3 separate regions of the Homo sapiens genome follow, and all the other regions are linked to region 2. A link is a loop called in an ENCODE intact Hi-C map of the cell type or tissue named here. Cell type or tissue: IMR-90. All regions are shown on one strand.

Evidence for each region. Peaks named below come from ENCODE experiments on the same cell type or tissue, not always from the same donor. Only the 100,000 strongest peaks of a DNase experiment are listed, where the experiment ranks them.
Region 1: it touches region 2 in a loop (6-fold over the local background); 94 of 110 quality-filtered maps call a loop at or near these places.
Region 3: a loop joins it to region 2, with 19 times the contacts of the local background. A loop is called at or near these places in 68 of 110 quality-filtered maps.

What each region holds. Positions count from the first base shown.
Region 1 is chr5:35,774,660-35,782,659 of GRCh38, forward strand. It overlaps SPEF2 (sperm flagellar 2), which reads left to right. Exons shown (of 37, transcript NM_024867.4): 29 at 1,598-1,736; 30 at 4,458-4,687. Among named protein-coding and RNA genes, the nearest start is that of IL7R, 78 kb to the right of the region's middle. In IMR-90, a CTCF peak has its summit at 3,137 (motif pointing right); DNase peaks (open chromatin) are centred at 3,132 and 6,732; H3K27ac peaks cover 1,417 bases.
Region 2 is chr5:35,921,115-35,929,114 of GRCh38, forward strand. It overlaps CAPSL (calcyphosine like), which reads right to left. Exons shown (of 5, transcript NM_001042625.2): 2 at 1-6. The coding sequence starts at 6. Among named protein-coding and RNA genes, the nearest start is that of CAPSL, 14 kb to the right of the region's middle. RefSeq lists a silencer at 3,813-4,107 and enhancers at 5,305-5,354, 5,445-5,524. In IMR-90, CTCF peaks have their summits at 3,967 and 5,526 (motif pointing left); DNase peaks (open chromatin) are centred at 3,217 and 3,977; H3K27ac peaks cover 449 bases.
Region 3 is chr5:35,085,040-35,093,039 of GRCh38, forward strand. PRLR (prolactin receptor) reads right to left here. Exons shown (of 10, transcript NM_000949.7): 3 at 4,512-4,624; 4 at 1,169-1,301. The coding sequence starts at 4,581. Among named protein-coding and RNA genes, the nearest start is that of AGXT2, 41 kb to the left of the region's middle. RefSeq lists an enhancer at 4,433-4,934. In IMR-90, a CTCF peak has its summit at 4,835; a DNase peak (open chromatin) is centred at 4,832; H3K27me3 peaks cover 587 bases.

The sequences.
Region 1 (8,000 bases), 150 kb before region 2:
TAAGGGAAAAAAACACGGTCAATATACAAGATGACAAAACCACAAAAATGTGGCATGGGGTATGCCGAGACACCTTTAACTACTCAGTGACTATTAACTACTAAGTATGATTTCCATCCCTTGTTTCTCTCATTTTCTCTCCCCTGTCCTTCCCATCTTACTACCACCCACTTCTAAAACCCCAACAATAAAATCTGAAGTCAGTTGAACACAGGGAGACTGTGGCATCAGGCAAGTCCAGGACAGATGCATCTCCCATATTGCCTGCCCTGCATCTGATTTCAGTGGTTTTCAGTATACTTCATCTTTCAGTTCATTCCATACATGATCCTTAGTGTAGCAAAATTCATTTATGCATATAACAAATGATTATTGACTTTCCACTCTGTGCCAAGTCCTGTGATAGTTGCTGGAGACACACATTTATATGTACAAACATAAACAAAAAATAAAACTCAGTCTCAAGGAAGAGAAATGCAATCACTGTTGCATGTTGACCTGTTGACAGCTGGGCCTGTAGTCACAGCTACTGAAGAGATTGAGGTGAAGGATCGATTGTGTTTGAATCCAGCCTGGGCAACATAGTGAGATCCTGTCTCAAAAAAAAATGTGATATTGGTGGTGGGCATATTGGGCAAAGGGGACATGAGGGGAGTTCCTGACTTACCAACGGAACTAATTCTTGAGCGGAATTGGAAGACTATGGATAAGTTTTTCCAGGGGAAAAATTGGCGTGAGAATGAAGAGGAGTATTACGTGCCATGGCAGAGAGAGGGGTAAGAGGCATATCAGCTTGTGAGTAGCTTAGGACCATGAGGCATGTTCTGGGAAGGAGCGACTTGGGAGATGGGGAGGCCACACCATGGAGGGTTATCTAGGCACTGCCAAGAATGTTCAATTCTTCCCTGGTGGCAACTGGGAGCTAGGGAAAATTATGAGCAGTAAAGTGATTATGATCACATCTGCAGGTAAGACAAATTACTCTGGATAGTGTGGAGGTGGATTTGGATTTGAGGTGGGGGAAGAGAGTTAGAAAAAGTAGGATTGAGGCTATTGCAACAGTTTAAGTGAGAGATAATCAGCACCCAAACTATGCGATGATGATGAAAAAAGCCAAAAAGAGAAACTGGAAAAATTTTGGAGATAAAATCCACCAACCAGATTATGTGCCAGGATCGGTAATAGGCCCAGGGGCACATGGAGTTTGCCCTGATTTTAGTGGTGCTGAGAAATACAATGGCAATGCCACCCCAGGTTCTAAAGTAAGGAGATAAGCACGGTCCCCACTCCCTTTTCAAAATTCAGAAATTACCTATGCGTGTTTTCACATTTCATTTATCAAAGAGTAGATTGCTACAAAGTGCAATAGATAAAAAGCTCAATTATAGTTTTGGTTCAGATAATTTCTCAAATGACTCTACCACATATTACATTTTGCTTTTCAGTGAGATGGATATCATCTTATCTATTCTGGTATATTAAACGTGCACCTAAAGCTTCACAAATTGAAGCACCAGTGGTTTCAAAGTGAATCTGTTCATTAGTAAATGCATGCACTGCAATATGTTAAAACATTCTTATTTCTCTTTGCAAATAGAAATAGCCACGCAATTTCGACTTGAACTGATAAAGACAAAAGCATTGGCTCTTCTTGAAGATTTAGTAACAAAGGTGGTTGATGTATATAAACTCATGGAAAAATGGCTTGGTGAGAGGTATTTGAATGAAATGGCCAGGTAAAGTACTACATGACTTTCTGAAAATATGCTTTGTGTATTCTAAGTACCAAAATTGATGAAGATTTTTAAGGTATTTACAAATTTAAGTTAGTTACAAATATAAATTTTGGCCTTTTAGGAAATCACGTGTATAAACAGATAATATGAGCTTTACTATCATGTTTGTATTAACTCTTTTCTAACAGTAAATCATGCATCAAAGGGTTCTATTGCTATATTAAACTTTGCACAATATTTATGAGTTTAGCTGTCATACTAATCAATGAGAACCTTATTTTACAAGGTAAGATTATAGGTAATTTAAAAATAGTTTTTAGAAGTAAAATAATCCTTGATACTTTTCCAATGGTAGATTTATTATCAGTCAGAGCCAATTAAGGGGAGATTAAAAAGTCATTCACTGGAATGTTTTACCAGCTAGACTGATTCTCTTGTAAGACCAACCCCAAGTTCTACTTTTCTGTTGAGTTCCAAAGACTTCCCAGACCTTTGTTGCTACTGAGGGGCAATGACTCTCATCCTGTTAGTTCAACCTTAAAAGGTACAAAGAGGCAGGTCAGCAGAGTGAGTCATGATTGTCCAGACCAGGAGCCCCATCTTGTCCACAAATTAGTAGCATGCTTGATTGCTCTGGGCCTCATTGGCTTCATCTATACAAGGAAACACTCCAGCCAGGCTATTTCAGAAGTTTACCCTAGATCTAGATTCCAAGATGCACTACAGTTTACAATAAACATTTACTGAAAACTTAGAAGTTGCTACACAAACAGTATTCAAAAGGCAATTATTCTTAGAAGCAACAATTTTCATGTAAAAAGCAGCTGTTATGGTTCGTTTTCTCTGGTCCTTGTCTCATAGTGAAGTTCTTTTGTAAAGTCTTCAGCCTAGTTGTTTAGAACTATTGCTCCATAGTAAAACAAACAAAGAAACATTAAACAGAATAAAAAATACAAACACAAGCATAAGTAAGCTTACTGCAGTAATGCTTAAAATCATTTTGCTACTGGATAACCAAGTCAGTTACTCATCAGCATCACACAGTAATAATATTCATTTCTGTTCTCTGCCTGCTATTTTGAAATGAAAGTCTATCTTCTTCATTTTTGGGACTCATGGCTCCCATCCATGTGGCCATCCAGTGTAAATGCATATTTTAGCAGATGTATTCATATTTCTCAGATTTATATTGTATATGTCTGCCCTGTGAATCTACAGATGCTGTCATGAACTGTGGCCACAAGAAGTTAAAACCTAGAAATGTGATACAAATAAATAAATAAATAAATAAATAAATAAATAAATAAATAAATAAATAGCTGGCAGATCCCTTTGACCTTCAAATCCTGTTCTTATTTTCCTGGCACTTTTTTCCTTCCGTTGTTAAGATTACTCTTAGTAACCTTCCACTAGGTGGCGCGCATCTGTTTTAGTATCCTGATGCCCAGTAAAGGTATTATTCTACTAGTCATGTTTTACAGAGTATCGTGCCGGGCTATGGTTGGGTCTCAATCCACATTTGGAGTCCCTCCTCACTCACGTAAACTCAGCAGCTATCCAGTGACCTCCTCTGTCCCCGAGCACGCAACCACCCTAAAAGCATAAACTAATTGGCTAACACGTATTACATGGACACTTACAAAGACAACATTCTGGAGTTGAATTCTAGAGTATCTTTTGAAAGACAGCAACTAATGCTACTTTTTAAATTTTCAGTTATATGTTCAGTATGTGGTATATTTGGTGCCTATGAATTATATAAAATGAGATCAAATATGCATTTTTCTGTGTTGCTCACTTTCATTGTAATATATAAACAAGATCCTTTCTTCAATACAGCGATAATGCACTTATTCATGTATAAAACTTCTCTAGCCTTTAAAATAATTTTTAAAAGGTCATTAACTATACCCCCAGTACAGTTTAAATCTTTGCCGTATATGAGTTCACATTAATAACCATAAGATAGGGAGTGTTGCGTTGTTGATTCCATTGCAAAGACAAGGAAATTCAGAGAGCCCAGGATCTCTGGCTAGAGAGTGTCCTAGGATGAGAACTCAGATTCCAGCACTCTTTCTACCGCATCATAGTGGTTCCCAGCTGTTGCTGCTTTACCATGTTATCTAGCTAGGAATTGTTATTCTTCATGAAGATAGCAAAGCAATTTCAATGGATTATATACAACAGAGGCTATTCTGACATCTTTGTTTTAGATAACATCAAACTTCTTTGACAGAAATAGAGAAAAGCCACTCTTCTAGAAATACATTATTGAACTTGATTCACTTTATAATTCATCCTAATTCCAAATAAATGTAATTCTAATAGTCATGTTTTACAGAGTATTATGCCATATAACCTTATTCTGGTTCATACTTAGTATGAAATATAACCCTTGATATAGTCTTGCTTACATAGTAAAATATATTCTAATACTAATAAAAACTATATTTAATAGGTTCTCTTTAAGTTCAGTTTTGTGTAAAATGTGTAACTAGTAGCTGTTTAATAAGCATGCATTTTCTATTTAATCTGCATTTATTTATACCCTGCCTTTTTACAAAATAGATTTGGGGACAAATTGAAATTTATAAGCATGCAGATGGAGTTGTCTAAGAGCTATATAATCTGTTTACTTTTGTGTATATGTCTTATAAGCAAACTTTATTAATCTAATAGTATCTTTCATGGGGTTAACGCTATCCATTTTACCACTTTCAGTACAGAAAAATTAACTGACGTAGCTCGCTATCACATTGAAACATCTACAAAAATTCAGAATGAACTTTATTTAAGCCAAGAAGACTTCTTCATTAATGGCAATATAAAAGTCTTCCCAGATCCTCCCCCATCAATACGTCCTCCACCTGTAGAAAAGGAAGAAGATGGTACCCTGACCATTGAACAGCTTGACAGTCTTCGAGATCAGTTCTTAGATATGGCACCTAAAGGTAGGAAAAATAATTATCATGAAAAGAGCACAAAAAAAGGTTAAGATTAACCAGGACAGAAATCACTTGCCAACAAGTAAAATCAGCTCTATGGGATCATGTGGCACTAAAACATGCCCTTGCTTTGTTCTAGTTTATTAAATATTTGTTTCATACAACATAGACCCTAATTAAACAAGCAGGACCCACTGTGAATAATGCTTGAGCAGTGTGGTGGTCCTCATTCCTGGTAATTCCTCTCTCCTGTCCTCCCCGACCCTTGCTGACAAGTTTGTATATTTGAGTATTACTCCACCTGGCAGCTTACAGAAAGACTTTGTGCATACTTCTAGTTTAGATTTTATATTGAGATTATGAGTTTGTGTTTCTGTGAGGGGAGACCAGGCAGTAGAAGATTTCCCTTTTATGTTGGCCTTTTCCCTCAGTGCTTGTAGACCATAAGCAGAATCAAATAAGCTGTTAGAAAATGTTTGCTTAATTAATTAGTCGGTTTGTTCATATGTATGTGTAAATGTTTTCTGCACACAACAATTTTATCTCTTTCACATTTTATCAGCATGGACCTACAGCATCTGCACAGGCTTTTTTTATTCAGCCTTTTCCTACTTCCAGATATTCTTCAATGAGTTCTGTCGATTGATAGCACAAGTAATTCAGACAGATCACATAGGATTATCATCTCCACTTTAAAGGTCTAGATACTGACTCACAGAGGAGTTTAGCAGATTTTTTGCCTATGGTCATATATCATTCAGAACTCTGCAGATCCAAAGTTCTTGCCCCTTCTCACTGAACTAAGTTGCCTCTCATAAGCAGATTTCTTTTACTTTTCAACATATACTACTTATTGGGAAATTATTACTTTTCCCTGTAGCATAGTCAACTGACTTTAGTATTAATACAATGTTACTTTTTAAAAAAGTCCAGTATTTCCAGAAATTCACATCATATATCATTAGTAAAAAGAGCATTACTCTAAGTCCGAAAGCTTCCTTGCCAAGCCCAATAGGTGAAATTGGTGTATGTGTGTGTGCCTGGGTGAACCTTGCGCTTTGATGTGTCAGCTCATCAAATCAGCTAGAGCAGGCTTTACAGCTCCAAGGTATAAAAGCCCACACTTCAGCTGTGGAGGGACGGAGGTGCCATTTGGCAGCATTTGGGCACGAAGGAAACATGGCCATCAGCAGGTACAAAAAATCTCGACTTTACAAATCAGTCCATGAAATTCCTTCAGTCCTTTAGTCAGACAGAGTGCACCCTCTTCTACATGGTGCGAGCTCCACAATGCCCTGTTATTATGTACTTCCCTCTTCAGAGTTGCTTTTTCTCTTCATTTTATCCAGGCCATTATTTTACACATAAAATAAAAAGATAAGTGTAAGTGGATTCTAAACATGACATGTGGTTTGCTTTAATCCTACACTCTGGTGACTGGGAGGAAATCACTCAATTAATAGGTAAAAACTAAAGGCATCTGGGGACACTTGAATAGGTAGAAGTGGATTTTGAAAATTATCATCCACTTACAATATATCTTTCAGCAGGGACCCTAGTATCCATGATGCTAATCATAATACTTTCTTGGATCCAACCTCAAATCCAGAGCTCATATTTCCACTAAAAATTTAAAAATAAATTTTAAAAAATAGCAGCTATAACTTGACATGTGTCTCAGAAGATTAACTCTAGAAACCCTTGGGACACAAAGATGTCAACAGATAAATGTTTTCAGACTATGGGAGAAATAAGAAGGGAGGGAGAGGAAGTAAAGGAAGGGAGGGAGGGAGAAACGGAGTTGTTTTTTTTTTAATTTTTATTTTTTTAAAAGCAGAGTAAAAGGAAACCATTTGCCCTAGGAGCTGAGAGTTTAATTTGAAAAGGCAAGCAAAGAGGAAGGAAATATGAACAACTATTTGAGTTCTTTCTGGGACACAGTATGAATGTTATTCAAGTGCTCAAGAATGCAAAGCATCAGTGTGCCCTGAAATTGGTCAGGGAAAAGTCTGTGGAGCAAAACTTTGGAGGGAGAAATTGAAGAGGGTAAAGAGATTTTGTGGCAAGGCTACAGAGAATGTTTACAGTTAGGGGAACAGCTGCTGGAAACTCTGTAGACAAGAAGCGTGAGGATAGGAGCATGATGTTTGGGAAATGTTTAGGAGACTGCTCTGCTTTTCTTTCTCCAACTGCATGAACTCCAGGCGAGTAGAAGAGGAGGCTTTCTCTGTGTGAGGAACCACCTCCTCCCACCCAAGCTGGAGAATTAACCCATATGCAAGAATAACAGTTGTAATTACCACAGAATTTACAAGGCTATACAATACGGTAGGATTTGGGGATTGTGATGATTCAAAGTGAGTTATGTATGGTCTATGGGCAAACAGTTTAAACTCTTTTCTCTATTAGCTCAATTATACCATTTGAAAAAATATATATTGCATATATTGCTTTTTAGGTATATCTAAAATAATTAATAAGTGTTGGGAATTTGATTGACAGGAGTAACGTTCATTGTTATTATTCTTGCTATTCTTATAGAGGGCAGGGAAAAGTATTACTCCATTTTTCTGCATCCCAGAGTCACAGAATTGGAGGTTCTCTACTGATACTCTTGAAATCAGGCTCCAAACATTGACAATGGCCCTGCCTGAGGAAACCCATTAACTGCCACTCACCCCTTTTCCCCATCTCTTCTGGCCCCACAAAGTATACTCTGGCTTTTTTGTTTTTCTACCCCGGTTTGGCAATTGTTCACTTAAGAAACATGACACACACCCATCCGTCTTTTAAATGAAGGCTTTTGTTGTATTTCTTCCAAGAAATGGAAAACAATCCTTTATGATACCTTCCACTGTATTTACCCTAGAACTCTATAATTTCAAAACACAATCTTAGTGAGTGATAGCAGGTTTGAAAGTGTGGAGGAGCTGGCTGAACATGTGTGTTTCAAATGTGTGATCCTGCAGAACTTCCTGCTCAAACTTGCTATTATTTCTATGCCAAGAAATAAAAACATTTTCCTATATTATTTCATATATGCCCATGCAATCCATAATATCTAAGATGCAACTTTCAAGTTCACTAAAATATATTAAAACAGATGGATTTTTTTGGGAGGGAAGCATACATATTTATTTGCATATAACAGCCATTATGTTACTAGGCCCATGGTAGGATTTTTTAGCAGATTTATAAAAAGCACTGATGTTACTAAATTACACTTTGCATGTTTTAATCATGCCACACAAATACAAGTATTGGATTATTATTTAATCTTTGATTAGAACAATGACTGAATGCTTTAAATACTTGCAAC
Region 2 (8,000 bases):
TGCCATCTGAGGGGAAGCCATAGCATGTTAGCAAAGTCCAGGCCTCGCCGCTGCCTCTGGCTGGGCAGAGTGACAGAAGCCTCACTGAGAAGGAAATTTACAGCCTTCTCTGTCAGGAAACCTCTCAGAATTTCCAATTTTTCTCTATGCCAACTGTGTGCCTGGCATATTTATAACTTACTTATCTAGTCCTGAGGACATCTGGTTTCTCCAGCCTAGACAATAATCTTAAATATATCACCATTTCCCAAGATGTTTTGATCTTTCTGAAGCCCTCTTCCATCCATAAAAGAAGTGCAATTTCTCTATACTCTCTTTTTTGAACCAACATTATATACCATATTATTTTATGTAGAATTTTCCATATTCCCTTGACCCTCACATTTAATGTTCTCCTCTTTGGTCTAAACATTGATTTTGTTGCTTCTGTCTTGAATGAGATTTTCAGCACTTGATCCTTAATGATTCTTACCAGTAATGGGTATGGTCTCCTTGATTCACAGGTTAGTATCCACTAACACCTAATGAGGTTCTTAGGATGGGTGCAGTGAAGTGCTGTCTCCTGAGTGGTCCCCAAGGGACGTACAAACTCTTGTAGCCACACTTGAGCTCTCAAAGCTTGCACAACAGTGGGAAGAGCACTTAGCTGGGGGCCTGGAGACCTGGGTTATAGTCCTGACTCTTCAATCCCCACCCCTCAACTCCCCCAACCCCTCACCCCCATCTGCCTGGTAACCTGCCTGTGAGTGAATCTCACAGCCTGTTTCCTCCTCTTTTAACTGGGAGGATTGGATAAGATGGTCTTTAAATTCCATCCCAGCTTCAAAAAACACTAATTCTCATAAGTCCACATATTCAGTAAATGGGGGATTCTGGAAGTTACCTGTGAGTCGTGAATGAAAAGAATGAGAGGCAAGAGGCTCGAAGGATGTGCAAAGGACAGCATGCAATGTGCAGAAAAAAAAAAAAAAACGGTATTAGAATGTGGTTCCACCCTGGCTTCGAGGCTCCCTCCCCAGTCAAATTCTGGCACTTCCCCTAAGTGCTACATTAGGACTGAATTATTTTCATCAAAGACAGCAACCTGCAGATTCACAACCTCGTCTATGCCAAGAGTGTTGTTCTCCTATACACCCTGAAAGGTCTCCCATAGAGGGTACTCCTTATTTGACTTTTGGGAAAGGGAATCTCATCAAGCCAATAACTGAGGCCAGAATAGACAATTCAGGGATGCATACACTTAACGTGGCCACTTTCTTGCAGCCTCCACCGAGCCAAGGTACAGGATCCCTCTTTCTTGCCCTGTATTCAGATTCCCAGTATGTGGATGAAGGTGGGAGCAATTCCTTTCAGTTCTCTTGAACCTCGGGTCAAGAAGGAGACCTGTCTACGTCCCAGCTCTTTACTCCACATTAGGAAAAACTTGCTCTGTCTAAAGCTACACAGTCTTCCTCTGCTTCCACTGGCACCTAAGCAGAGGTTCCCTGGAACTCCAGACGGTGGCACACCCTGCGCTTAGAGACTTCCATCTCCGTTCTTGCCAGGCACACACAAGGAGCATGTTCCAATTCTCATCCAACAGGGACACCTGCAGCCAAGACTGTGCCCTTCCTGGCAGCTTTAGCTTTCTAATAACTGGCGTTTGCTTATTACTATTTTGTTACCTGACCTCAAGCTGACAATTCCCAGAGCTCGTTCCCAGCTTCAGCACTAACTGTCCCCTTATTAACAGCCAGAATCCTGAGTCACAGACAAGACCACCAATTCACTCATCTAGCCATGTCCTGCTGTCTTACTCATCCTTGCCTGAGCCATTCTCTTGCCCTGACCATATTCTGCTAGTGGCATGCGCCCCATCCCCACCCCAACCCCTATGGAAGCAGGAACTGGTGTCAACAACATGCCCTTCTCATTCTCTAAACCCACCTCAGAGTCTTGATCCTTCCCAGGACCACCATCATCTTTCCTGACCCTTGACCTTGCTTCATGATACTTGCCCAATGGCTGTCCCCAGCCACTCACCTCCCATTCTCATTTCCCATGACATCTCCCCTACCTTGTCCACCTTATTCATTTTGCTCTGGTTTTTCCCTGCCATCCATGACAGTAAGTGAGAATGAAGAGAAACAGAGACTAAAAACCAGTCATGGAGAGAAAGTGAGATCCAGCTCCTGGATCTGGGACAGATCCCCAGTGGGACCCTCTTTGCACACCTTCAGAATAATATTAAAGGCATCAGTGGTGCCCCCACTAGGTAGTAAGCATGTGTCCAGTTCCCACAAAAACCCCTTGAGTTGAACTGAAAACAGGAACTCAAACAAATGCACATATACCCATGTTTATAGCAGCATTATTCACAACAGCCAAAAGGTAGAAACAAACCAAATGTCCACCTATGGATAAAGGGATAAGCAAATTGTGGTATAGCCATACAGTGAAACATTCTTCAGCCATAAAAAGGAACACAGTACTGATAGATACCACAATGTGGACAAACCTTGGCCATGTTATGCTAAGTACAAGAAGCCAGACACAAAATGTCACACATTGTACGATTTCATTTATGTGAAATATTCAGAATAGGCAAATTCATAGAGACAGAAAGCAAATTAATGGTTGCAAGGGGCTGGGGTGGGAGGGCCAGTGGGGAGTGACTGCTTAATGAATGTAAAGTTTCCTTCAGGGGTAATAAAAATGTTTTGGAACTTGACATAGACGGTGGTTTATCAACATTGTGAATGTAATATACACTTTAAAATTGCTAATTTATGTTATGTGTATTCATCTCAATAAAATAAAACCCATGCACAGATGTTACTAGCTAGATTTAGTCATTCCACAATTATACATACTTCAAAACATCATGTTATACAAAGTAAATACATACAACTTTATCTGTCAATTTAAAAAAAAAATTTAAAGTGTGCTGGGCACGTAGTCATCCTGGTAAATTAGCAAAGGTTAAAAAAGAAAAACAAGCCTATGAGCTAGTTACTACTATTATTGGTATTTCACAGATAAAGAAATTAGGATGCAGAGAAATCAGGTAACTTGCCCAAGTCGCACGGAAACATGACTCACAGTAATCCACATGCTGTTAGAACTGTATGACCCTTGAAGATTCTCTAGTGCAACCTCATTTTGCAAACTTGGAAACTAAGGCTTGGGTTGGCAAAGTGACTTGCTCAAAAGTCCTGGCCAAGACCAAAACAGACGGCTTCTGATTCCTAAGGGCTCTTTCTGCTTCATCATGTTTGTGGTTTGTGAAATAACATATAAGAATCTCAAAGCACAGTTTGATGGTGCTTTCTCATAGGAAAGTGGGATCGAGTCCAGGAAGGCAAGAAACTGCCAGCCCAGTACCTCAGGCTGTCCCACCTCTTGAGGCTGACCCTACCCAGCGATGATGTTGGCAGTTTATTTCTGGAGTCTAATAAATTCAAGGGGAAAAAAGTCCATTCTCTCCTGCTAGCCTACCGTGAAACTTGAAATGCCCATAGTAAGCATCCCTTTTAATCATTGAATCACCCAGTTCACCAACCACTAGCTAACTGTATTGTGTACTCTTTTCGAGGCACTATGCTGGAATAGAGTGTGGGAGTGTGAGGAATTACTCAGAGGAGCAAGCCCTTGAATAGCCTAGAGTCTTCATTAGTTTGAATCCTGATCTCCTGTATTTAAGCAGAAGGGAAAAGTTTATTAAGCACCGGGGCTTTTAAGGAAGGCAGGATTGCACAGGATCTCAAGTGCATAAGGGAGATGCTCAGCTTTGAAGTTTCAATAAAGGCGCCAGGCACCAGGGCAAGAGTCAGTCCCCAAACATATGTCACCGACTTCATAGCAGTGCACAAAGTGTCTCTGCCTGTAGAAGACTCTGTCTGAACCTTAAAGATCCGGTGTGGTGACAACGGAGCGCATCCCTGTGCAAGGCGAAGAGGCTGCGCTCCCGACGCACTTGGCCGCAGCGCCACCACGTGTTCTCAGGCGTCTGCACATTCCCCCGGCCAGGCATGCGGTTCAGTCTCTGCCTTCCACACAGGTCTGCTAAGAGCTCAGGAAGCGCCATGCACTGTGCTAGGGGTAGGATGAAAGCAGGACCAAGACAACGCTTACAGCCTGGGGGCTGAGCAGGGGATGCAATCACAAGAGGACGGGAGGCTTACCTGGCCTGGGAGTGGGGCTTTCTGAGGACCTCTCAGAGGAGGTGATGTCTAAACTTTCATCCTAATGGAAGGTGGTAGTTATCGAGGCTGGGGACGTGGGGATAGAAGGATATTTTAGATAGCAGGTGTACCAACTACTCAGACTAAGGTGAGAGAGAAAACAATATAATTAGGAAAGTACAAGTATTTCAGTATGGTTGGAGAACAGAGGTATGGGTGGCAGGGGGAGATGAACAGTAGTGAAGATTCGGAGGAAGTAGGGAAAGGGGAATTGTGGGTAAAGATGAAACTGACCAGGCGGGCAGCCATCAGATCCCAAAGAGCCTGGGGTGCCAGGGTGGGATTTGGATTTTCTCCTGAGAGCAACAGGAGACCGCAAAGTTTTCTTAAAAAGGGAAAAATTCTTCTTAAAAAAGGAAAAAGTCTTCTTAAAAGGGGAAGAAGTCTTCTTAAAAAACAGGAGACCACAAAAAAGGGAAAAAGTCTTCTTAAAAAACAGGAGACCACAAAGTCTTCTGGCCGGGCGCGGTGGCTTACGCCTGTAATCCTAGCACTTTGGGAGGCAGAGACGGGCGGATCACCTGAGGTCAGGAGTTCAAGACCAGCCTGGCCAACATGGTGAAACTCCGTCTCTACCAATATACAAAAATTAGCCGGTCATGATGGCGGTTGCCTGTAATCCCAGCTACTCGGGAGGCTGAGGCAGGAGAATCGCTTGAACCCAGGAGACGGTGGTTACAGTGAGCCAAGATCGCGCCACTGCACTCCAGCCTGGGCGGCTGAGCTAGACTCCGTCTCAAAAAAAAAAAAAAAAAAACGAAAAAACGGGAAAGGCCGTTTGCATTGTAAAGTGAGAAGAATGGATAGGAAGGCGGGACAGGCTAGCCAATAGGAGACTGTTGTTTCCAGCTATGCTGCCTGGACCGTGTGGACGGAGAGAGAAGAAGAGATAGGAGATGGCCAGTGGCAGAACGTGCAGTTTGAGGGAGAGGGCGGACTCGGGGCTGGCATCCAGAGCTGTTGCTTGCGCTCTCCACTCTCACCCTCCAGTGGCTGGCAGCAAGGGAGGATATTCACAGAAGCCTGGAGATTTGGGGCAGAGGCAGAGTGTAGCTACGGTAGCAATGGTCCCATTAAGGCTGTCTCATTCCACTGTCCTCCCGGTGCACAACCAACTGCCACGCCAAACTCTCTCCCGCCTGGATTTTGCGAATTATTGTAGGAAGGATGTGGAAAGCTGTAAATGCATGGGGTCTGTATCTTCATGGTTCCCTCCGTAAGGTTCAGAGACAGATTTAAGAGGACCCTTGGAAGAGGGAACTGCTCTAGCCCTAGCCTGCATCTATTGACTTGTCTTTGGTGCTCCCTGGTGGCAGTAAGCTGAATTACATCTCTCTTCCTTTCTCTGTTCCTCTCCATCTGCAGCCAACTACCTGCAAACACAGAAGGGGATCTTATTGCTAAAGAGGCAACCCTAGAGATCGTTGATCCAGACACTATAAGGCACCAACGCTTTTACATCCTCTTTGTTGCAAAATCCAATGGAAACTTCTCACCTCACCCTCAGGAAACTCTCCCTCCTTTGACTTCTCTGACCGTACATTCCTGGTTTTCCTTTTTCAGGGAAAAGACCGTTCCTTGAAAGGGAACCGAAGCAGGTTTAGTCAGCTCGGATGAACTTAAGAGAAGAGCAGGGTTAGCCTGCGTTAAAGTGGAGAGGGAAGGACAGAATCAGGTAAATAGAAAGGGACAGCAAATGTGGTGTAGATGACAGAGGCGAGATGTGCTTGAGGAGGGGAAAGGAGGCTTCCCCGCTGGCAGGGATGTGCAGTCGCGATGGCTGGACCAGATTTTGCCTGGACAGTCTTCCTTTGCACCACACTGCTTGAGACAGCACGTACTGTGAGGAAGCTGTCCTGTTGAGGAAGTCCTGCAGGTCCAGCCTTGTGACAACAGCAGCCGTCTGCAGTCCAATTGTTCCGAGCCTCTGTCCCACCTCTTGATGCTGTTAAGCCCATTTTCCCCATAGCCAGACCATGTCATGATTTTTAACATTTTTAGGCATTTCTGTAATTCTTAGATACCTGTGCCATTACATTAGCTATTTTCAATAGCAAGGAACCTGGGGTTGCTATAATGATTCCATGTGCTTTGAAAACATTTTACTATGGGGAGAGAAGAAAGGAGAAAGGTATACAGTAGGCAGCTGTTGATGAGGCTTGTAGGGCATCAAGCTAGTTCCGAGAAGGTGGAAAACATTTGCCTTCTTTTAAATTCTCATCCAAGACAAAACATTCCCTATTTCTTCTAGCTCGGGCTTGATCCTGAGCACTGAGACCAGTCCCCCATAGGGATGGGGAACTTGATGTGGCTTTTGCTCTTTATCTCTGTACTTGGAAACTGGGTATAAGATTGAAATTTTGATTAAGACTTGGTGGACCTTTCAATACTTGAAATGTCATCCAGGTATGAGAAGAGATATACAACAGACCATGTCTGAAGGCAATTAATGGAAAAAATTAAACCATCTGCACTGGCTTTAGTCCATTCAATAAACTAGCTATTACTACACGGTAGATGGCAAAAACCCATAGTTCCTCAATAAGTTTCCCCTTGGAAAATGCCCTTCTAAAATAAATATTGCATTCCAGAGGTCTTAGTACAGTTGTGCTGCTAGAACAAAATACCATAGATGGGGTAATTTATAAACAAGAGAAATTTATTTCTCATTGTTTTGGAGGATGGGAAGTTCAAGATCAAGGTATCAGCTGATTTGGTGCCTGGCAAGGACTATTCTCTCGGCCTTTCAGATGGTACCTTGAACTATGGATCCTCCAGAGGGGATAAATGCTGTGTCTTCACATGGCAGAAGAGATGGAAGGGCAAAAAAGGGCTCAATAATTTGCAAAGCGACTTTTATTAACACCTTAATTTCATTCAGGAGGGATGAGTCCTTGTGACCTAACCAACTCCTGAAGACCACACCACTTAATACTATTGTATTGTGGATTCAGTTTCAACATGAATTTCAAACATTCAAACCATAGCACTAGGTGTTGAGTATAGCCTAGCAGGCGGCTAGGAAGTGAATAAATAGTGATGTCCTCCCGAAGAGACTGAAATTGAAGACTCTGACAGTTTGAATACGTGGCTTCTGCAGTACACAGAAGCCTCAGATAAGAGTGTGTGTCAGTGTTGTTGACATCGTGAGAGTTACTTCACGGAGCCCATTTGAGTTTGAATCAACTGAATGTGCCCTTAGTACCACAAGCTATGCAAGGCACTGTGCTAACTCTTCAGGTGATAATTATAGAGAAGTGCTTCTCAACTGGGTACAATCCCCCCCACCCCCAGGAGACATTTGATAATGCCTCCTGTGAGATATTTTTGGTTGTTGCAATGGAAGTAGGGTAGAGTGTTATTGGCATCTAATGGGTAGAGGCCAGGGATGCTGCTACACATTCTGCACAAGATACACAAGATGGCCCCTGGCAACAAAGAATTACCAGTCAGAGATGTCCGCAGTGCTGAAGTTGAGAAGCCCTGATATAGAGAAAGACCTGGGACCACCGTGGGTGCTGTTGAAAAACAAAGATGCCCACAGCACTCACCAAGCACAGTAAATTAGACTCTCTTGGTGTAGATGCTGCGGCTGGGCACTTTATTGTTTTTAGTTGGTTTTCCTGTATCCCTAAGTTTGAGAACATAAGCTACGGGAAATACAAGGTCACCCTCTAGTAAGAGGAGTAAGGCCTTATTATAACACAACACAGGGCAAGATAAAGGCATGAAGAGAAGAGGTAGTAAATACAGTTGTAACTATGCTGGGGGCCAAGT
Region 3 (8,000 bases), 840 kb before region 2:
TGCAGCAGCTATTTCACATACGTGTTGAATTACTTTTCGTTTTTTAAAAAAGGGTTCAAGAGGACAAAAACTGATGTTGGTCCATTTCAGACTGCACCAAGTCAGCAATAAAGTGAAGTGACGTTGAGAGGAGGTATTTCAAGCCCACGTGGCTCAGTAGGCTGCTCACATTTAGACTCAGGAACCTCAGCTCAAGATACACTGCACAGGGGTGGAGGCTTGTTCAATTCTGGTTGCATCTGAGTTCCTGAAATCTGTTTACATGATGTCCCTTTGGATTTCAGCCGGGATGACAGTTTTGTGTACAACAAAGTGCAGTCATTGGAAAGTGGGCCAGCTGTCTCTACCAGCAACTAAATATTTTCCTTTCTGAAGAAGAATGCAGCTCTCCCATGATTTTCAGGAGGGTCTCACTGTCAGCGTAACAAAATGCTTGCACAGAGATGATCTGGTTTAGCCCTCATTTCAACCTTAGGTCCCAATATGTCTTCTAGGAGATGGTGGCTCTTGGATGAGCAATGTGCTAAGGAAAAAACCTCACCTTCTTTTCCCTACAAGGTTCTTTATTTTCTTGAACATGAAACAAGTTTGAAAACCTAATATACCACATTTGTCAAGGATTGTATGGTACCACTTCACACGATCCTACTTATTTTGCAAAAGTGACATGTTTAGTTAAAAAAAATACAAATGGCATAAGAATTATAGATGAGCATTTAAGATTAACTAGCAATTAAGAAACACTTCTATGGGGCCTCAGGCTGCAACCTAAGCTGTGAGAGGGGATTTGAAACATTACATCAATATTGGGTCCATTTAACCATTTGACCCTTCTGCTGGTGACAGAAACAGATTGATGGGACCCAAGCAAGTGATGAAGTCTCAGGGTGAGGAGACCTAGGGTGGATGCTCAGAAATGCCAAGCATCAGCATCCAGTAACACTGATATTGTACTGCTATGGCTGGTAACCTTATGTATATTGACACAGCTCTTAACAGACATTAACAGGAGAATGTGGGCATGGACCTTAGACTCCCCTTTCCCCGGTGGTATGAACCTTACTGGTGTAAATTCAGGGATGTGCTGTCACTCAGAACCAGTGTTTCTTTGGCCTGGAGAATGGGAGTACTCATGTGGGGTTTCATAGGAGAGAAGGGAACTTCTTACCCTTCCCTGTGGTAAGTCAGTGAATAATTGGTAGGAAGTCCTCCATCTGTCCCAGGCCTCCACCAGCAGGTGAATGTTTCCTTATTGGGAGAACGACATTTAAAGATCTCAGGTTTTCCAGGAGGTAACTGTCCTAGAAAAAGCCAGAAGCCACTGCATCAATATTGAGGTCCATTTAACCATTTGACCCTTCTGCTGGTGACAGAAACAGATTGATGGACCAAAGCCAGCGATGAAGTCTCAGGCTGAGGAGACCTAGGGTGGATGCTCAGGAATGCCAAGCATCAGCATCCAGCAACACTCCTCTGTGGGCTGCCCTGATGTTGGCATTGCTCTTAGAGAGCATTTTGCTGGTGTGTGTGTGTGTGTGTGTGTGTGTGTCTGTGTACTTTGAGATGGAGATAACAATAGCCTAGTGACCAACTGCAAAATTTCAACAAAGAATGAGCCTTGAATGCAAGATAGACACATATTGGTTGAAGAGTGTGTGGTGGCCCTTTTGTAATCCCACAAGGTCTGTAAAGCTGATACCCTCCCTCAGCCTAAGGGAACCATACAAAGAATCCTTCCCAGGTATGAGCAATCCGCAGACACTCTGGCAAAACACCGCTCTATGGCACTTCTCCACTCAGCTCACCAATCTCCATCTTTCTGCCATCCCCACACAATGAACTCAACTTGTTCCTGATCTTCTGTCCGTTCACTACATCGCTAAAGCTCCCTGTATCTGGGCATCCTTTCCTTCCTCTTTCCCCATCTTCTCCTTTCCTTCCCCTTTCCCTTCACTTTTTCTTGATTTTTTTTGGGATGGAGTCTCACTCTATCGCCCAGGCTGGAGTGCAGTGGTGCGATCTTGGCTCACTGCAACCTCCACCTCCTGGGTTCAAGCAATTCTGCCTCAGCCTCCTGAGCAGCTGGGATTACAGGTGCACACCACCACACCCGGCTAAGTTTTTGTATTTTTAGTAGAAATGGGGTTTCACCATGTTGGTCAGGCTGGTCTTGAACTCCTGACCTCGTGCTCTGCCCACCTTGGCCTCCCAAACTGCTGGGATTAAAGGCATGAGCTACTGCACCTGGCCACTTTTCCTTGATTTTATTCAGCTTTGATCTTGTGACCCAGACTCACAGTCTGTCTCCTCATCCACCCCATCCCCATTTCTGAATCTTGGTTTTTAGTCCTTTTTTTTCTCTTAGATTTTCCTCTCTTTCCTTTGTGTGTGTGTGTGTGTGTGTGTGTGTGTGTGTGTGGTGAGGTTGCAAAGGGCTTCCTTTGGATACGTAGGGCTTCAAGAGTGTGTGGCCCTTTTGTAATCCCATAGGGTCTATAAAACTATAATTTGATGGATCTTTTTGGGGTAGGAGGTGTGGTAAGAGGTAGGAGAGTAGCCAGCTCCTCTCCTGGTTCTGAGCAACCACTGTTATCTAAGAGCTGTACCCAGTTCCAGACTGGATGCTAGAAGGTCTCAGTGAGGTGGTGTGAAAATATAACACCAAGAGTGTAAAATTTTTTAGTTGCCAAATCCCCAAAGCTCTTGGCAAGCGGGCTCCCATTTCTCTTGCTTGGATGTCAGGTTCAAAGAGGGACAGCAGAGCCCTGGGAATTTGCCCTGATACTGTGGGGCTGGGAAGCCACCATGCTCGCCTACATGACTTCAGCTGATCCTCTTTTTTGTCTAGCTGGATGCCCTAGCATTGAGTTTAGGATATCAGGAGCAGAGAGGAGCGCTTTCAGATATGGGTCAGCACCTCCGGGGGTTCTCTCTGTTTTCTCCTCTACCCCTCATGCAGGCTCCAAGGCCAGAGTTTCTAGCTGAGCACCAGAGCAGAAACAGCAGGTTAGGAGGAGACCTCAGTGAGGAGAAATGCGTGGGAAGAGGATTCTCTAGGCAGAGCTGGCCAGAAAGAGGAATTTAGTGGAATGGCATGCTGTGGGACACAGGCTGGAGCCCAGGACACCAGGCTAGTAGTGTCAGCTGAAACTCACCTACCCTCCTGCTCACAGGCCCTGCTAAAACCCGTCCTTGCCAGCCCGGGTCAGCTCTGCCAATATTTGTAACATTGCTCATCCTCTAGGAACAATTTATTCAGGATAATGTGTTGCTGGGAGTTACAGCAAGAATGCAAGTTTTTGTTTTGCTTTGCTTTTGTCATGAGTGGGGAGAAGTGTGTGAAGTAGAAAGAAAAGTTTATTTAAAAAGTTTAAAGCCTATGGTTCCATAATGAGCACACTCGGAAGCCAATTAGGGTGATCATTGATTTCTTGAGTATTTAGTTTCTCTTGTGGGTCATTCTGACCTCTGCTTTCCCCTTTTTCTCTCTCTGAAAGCTTCTCTTTCTTATTTTACTGTTTATTAATAGTACCTTCAGGAAGCTCAAGAGAGGAGGGTAGATTTGTAAAATTACAATTAGACAAATGTTTCCTTCATCTGCATTAGAGGAACAAGTTAACATTAATGGACTTTCTCAATGCACAGAAACACGGAGAAAACCACACAGGAACCACATATACAGGTATGTAGATGCCCACACAGAGCCCGCATCAAAAGTACACACACCACACACACACACAAAAATATACACAGGTGCATACTCATGGAAGTACATACTTGTATGCACACAGGTACCTGCAGAGAAGTGTGCACATACGGATATACACAGAACACACACAGACATACATAAAAGTATATACATACAGGTTCAGACAGAGAGACATTTGAAATCAGGTCCATATAGAAAAGTTAATATATACACAGGTACATATAGAAGTCTGCACACCCAGAAATGCACATGGGTTGACATACAGAAGTGTATAGTCACAGGCACCCACCCTCTCATTTAGCTGTGGACTTCATTTCTCCTGTTAGCACAGATAATAGAGTCGGCTGTACCTGCTTCCCGCCATGTAACAGCAACCTCTTATATCCCATTATGGTTTTTTAAAGAGTTTTCATATACATTATTTCATCTGCAGTAGAGGAAACATCACTGTCCTCACTTTGAGAATTTGGAAACCCAGAGAGTTAGGTAATTGGCTCTAGGTCACACAGCTAGAAACTGGCAGGACCTGGATTAGAACTCAGGTCCTGTCTTCTTCAGAGCTGTTTCATTACACTCCTGAAATGAGGACAAAAGGCAGAGAGCACAGTGACAAGATTTTGCATTAATTGCATTAATTTTTCTGCATTAACTTTAATGCAAAATATTGCAAATAATTTAACAGCAGCACATAACACAGCATTTTCATTTTTCATAATGGCATTGCAAGAAGACTGCATGGACTCTCCACCCTGTTGACAAACACCCCAGGCAATGAAAGAGAGCGTGATAGCCTCTTACTTACCATTCAGAAGGCAGGTGTTGAGAAAAAGTAGCAGAGTGAAAACGGTTGCAGATGCCACATTTTCCTTCATGTTGGCTGCCTTCTCTTGCTGCAGGAAATGTATCAGAAGTTCACTGGAAGAGAAGGTAGCAGGTAACTTTTGTGAAATGGCAGTCTGGTCAGGCACATCCACCACTTTATTCTGGGTATTTGCAACTGATTGTTGCTCCTTGCTTAATGTGAATGACAAAATAGGAGGAAAGGAATGTAGGAAAATGTAACAGGGTTGGATGGCTTGGCACAGAAACATCAATTCACACACGCTGGGAAAATTTCCACCACCAGAGGTCCTCAGATGACAAGGTAGAGAGTTCAAGGGGCAGCAAGGCAGTCAGTTCCTTTGCACACACCCCAGAGAAAAATTGTTCTCTTTCCACCCCATAGCCACCTAACAATATATCATCCATCTTATGTAACATAGATTGTATGTCCTATGGGAGAATCCTACGAGGGCTCTTGCTCTGGTCCATCAGCCAAAAATTGTCCAGGCTGAAAAGTCAGTACCCTCAGTACAATCTCAACATAACCATGCTGATTCCACCAAATTAGGGAGGCTTTGAAGGTTCAAGCTGAGAAGGTTCTGGAAGTCTTCTGGGTTATATGCATTACCGCAAAGCGAACCACACAATGCACTCTAGTGAACCTCCACGTGGTTTCTTTCTCCTGTTTGGAAAGCCCCATAAACAAAAGGTAATAAATTCTGGTAATAATTTAAATTCCTTGGGTTCAGAGTATTAAGTAAATTCTGAACCTGCAGGGGTTGGGAGTTTGGAATAATTTATTATTAATACTAATATTATTACCCTTGGAACAACGTTCAAAGCCTCTAAATGGCCTTGTAAGAAAAAAGGATTTTTAAAGACATTTGGAAAAAAAGGCTCATTAGTCTTGTTGGACTTCAAACAACTGAGAAAACAATAGATTTAATGAACTAAGTGTAAATTCTTAGAAATGCACGGCCTAAATTTCTCTTTAAATTTTTATTGTTTCATTTTGTTGTTGTTGTTGTTGTTGTTGTTTTAATCAAGGGAAGAACATTCAGGATCAAAGCTGCCGATCTTGGGACATTTGAAACGTCTGAGTGTGTTTGATGAGCCCCTGAAAGACCAGCTTTTGCTACTGCTCCTTGTGGGACGTACTCAGACATGGAGAAACGATAGCAACAGTAGAGGTTTGGGCACCCAGGTACCATCAATTAGCTCTTTTTTTTTTTTTTTTTTTTTTTTTTTTTTTTTTTTTGAGACAGAGTCTCGCTCTTTCGCCCAGGCTGGAGTGCAGTGGCGCGATCTGGGCTCACTGCAAGCTCCGCTTACTGGATTCACGCCATTCTCCTGCCTCGGCCTCCCGAGTAGCTGGGACTACAGGAGCCCCCCACGATGCCCGGCTAATTTTTTTTGTATTTTTAGTAGAGACGGGGTTTCACCGTGTTAGCCAGGATGGTCTCGCTCTCCTGAACTCGTGATCCACCTGCCTCGGCCTCCCAAAGTGTTGGGATTACAGGCGTGAGCCACCGTGCCCGGCCAAGTAGCTCTTTCATAATGAGGCTCCAGCTTCAGTAAAGGATCCCGGTCCAGTGGTGGATCCTGTGAGGTGACCCGTATTTTGTTCTTTTGGGGACCTTCTACCTGCTCCTACAAGATTCCTTCCAAGCAAATGCCCTCCCAGGGTGCACTTTCTAAATCACCCACTGCATCTCACCCCTGAGGGTCATCTAATTAAAATCAAGTGGTTAAAGACTCCTACTGGGTTTAAAATAATGCCTAACACTTCTGGAGCATCTATTATGGGCAGGCACTGGGGAAAGTTAAGTACCTTAATCATGTAAATTTCATTTTGTCATCACAACAGCCCCGTGAGCAGCTACAGGTTTTAACAGATGAGCAAATGGAAGTACAGAGATTTAGTAGATTGTCAGTCAAATGCCCATGGGGGAAAGATACTTGGGAAACCTGAGAGCCACTGAGAGATCATCCTGACTTGTGGAAAGTCTGTGATGGGGGTGCAATTATTCCCCCTCTGTGGGAGAGACGGTGGAGACAACAGCCACTGACCCACAGTGAGCAACATCAAGCCTTGGGTGAGTGTGGCATTCTGAGTAGGGGCAGGAGAGCCAGAGCCGAGAGAGGCCTTCTCAGCTACTGCCCTACTTACGCCCAAGGACCTTAAATACTGTTGATCTCATGAATCCAGCCTCATTAGGTACATATAGCCCCAAATAGTTCTTTATCCTGCTGATCTGGTGATCTCAGCCTGGCTTAGAGATGAGAGTCTATCCACTGGCTGAAGACTTTCTATAATATCCCTTTATTGAGACTTCCTTTCTCTTTTGGGCGTTGCACTAACATGCTTAAGATCAACATGCTATAAATCAGACCTTCCTGGTGAGGTTGGGTGCTATCTAGAGAGCTTTGTCGAAGCAGGGCTCCATGCGTTTTGCAAAAGAAACTCTGGGATGGGAAGCAGAGTGGGTCAGGCAGCAGTAGATATTAGATATTGTCATCTGCTTACATGTTCTCATGTGCTAGTACAGGATCAAAGAAACTCTCCTAAATAAAGTTTTCCTATAATAATGTCTTCAGGAAGTATTCTATGAATGAAAAAAAGCTTCCCTTTGGGATTTCCTGAGACACATCCTGGAATCTAGTTACTATTATGCACTTTCTAATGCCTAAAACCCCCATGCCAGGGAATTAGACATACTCACAGTGGTGTCACGGTTGTGTTTCAACAGTGATTTTCCAACTCATCCTGCATTTTCTTCCCAGGAAGGCAAACATAATGGAGGTAATTTAACCTTTAGAGAAAGACAATCACAACTTCTCACCCCTAAAGGGGCTATGCTAAATGTTAATTAACTCTGAACACACAAGGAGATGCTTCTCAGCACTAGGCACATCTCTTGTTTATCCACCGACCTTTTTTTTTCTTTTTATGGCTGGCAGACACTAAGCTGGGGATAAATTAGGTTTTTGTCTCTCTGAGTCCACCCTGCATTGCACTCAAGATCTTGATCGAGGGCAGGCGTGGCCCTTCTTATTCTCTCCCAATTGGGACTGGAATATCCAATGAGGGGCCTCATCTTTTTAAGATGTTATAGCAGCAAATGGCTCCAAATATTTGCAGTTCAGTTAGCAAAAAGTCAGCCCCACACATCCTGGGGACTATCATCTTAGGCATCACTCCTCAGCAGCTCCTTGGTTTTGACTGAGGGTTAAAAATGCAAGTGGTGGATCTGAAGAGCAGGTTTATAGCAAGTTTGCAGCCCCCACACCTTGCCTGTGGCTAGCTGCCTTGGTTTCCTTGCTTCCCAATCTTCAAAGACTCTCTTACCCTTAAGCTCCTCCCCTTACCATATGCAAATATGCCTTCCCACCACACTGTGGCCCACCGTGGTATGAACGCCAAGAAAAGTCCCTTCTCCCTTGTGTTGCTTGGCATCAATGCTGATCC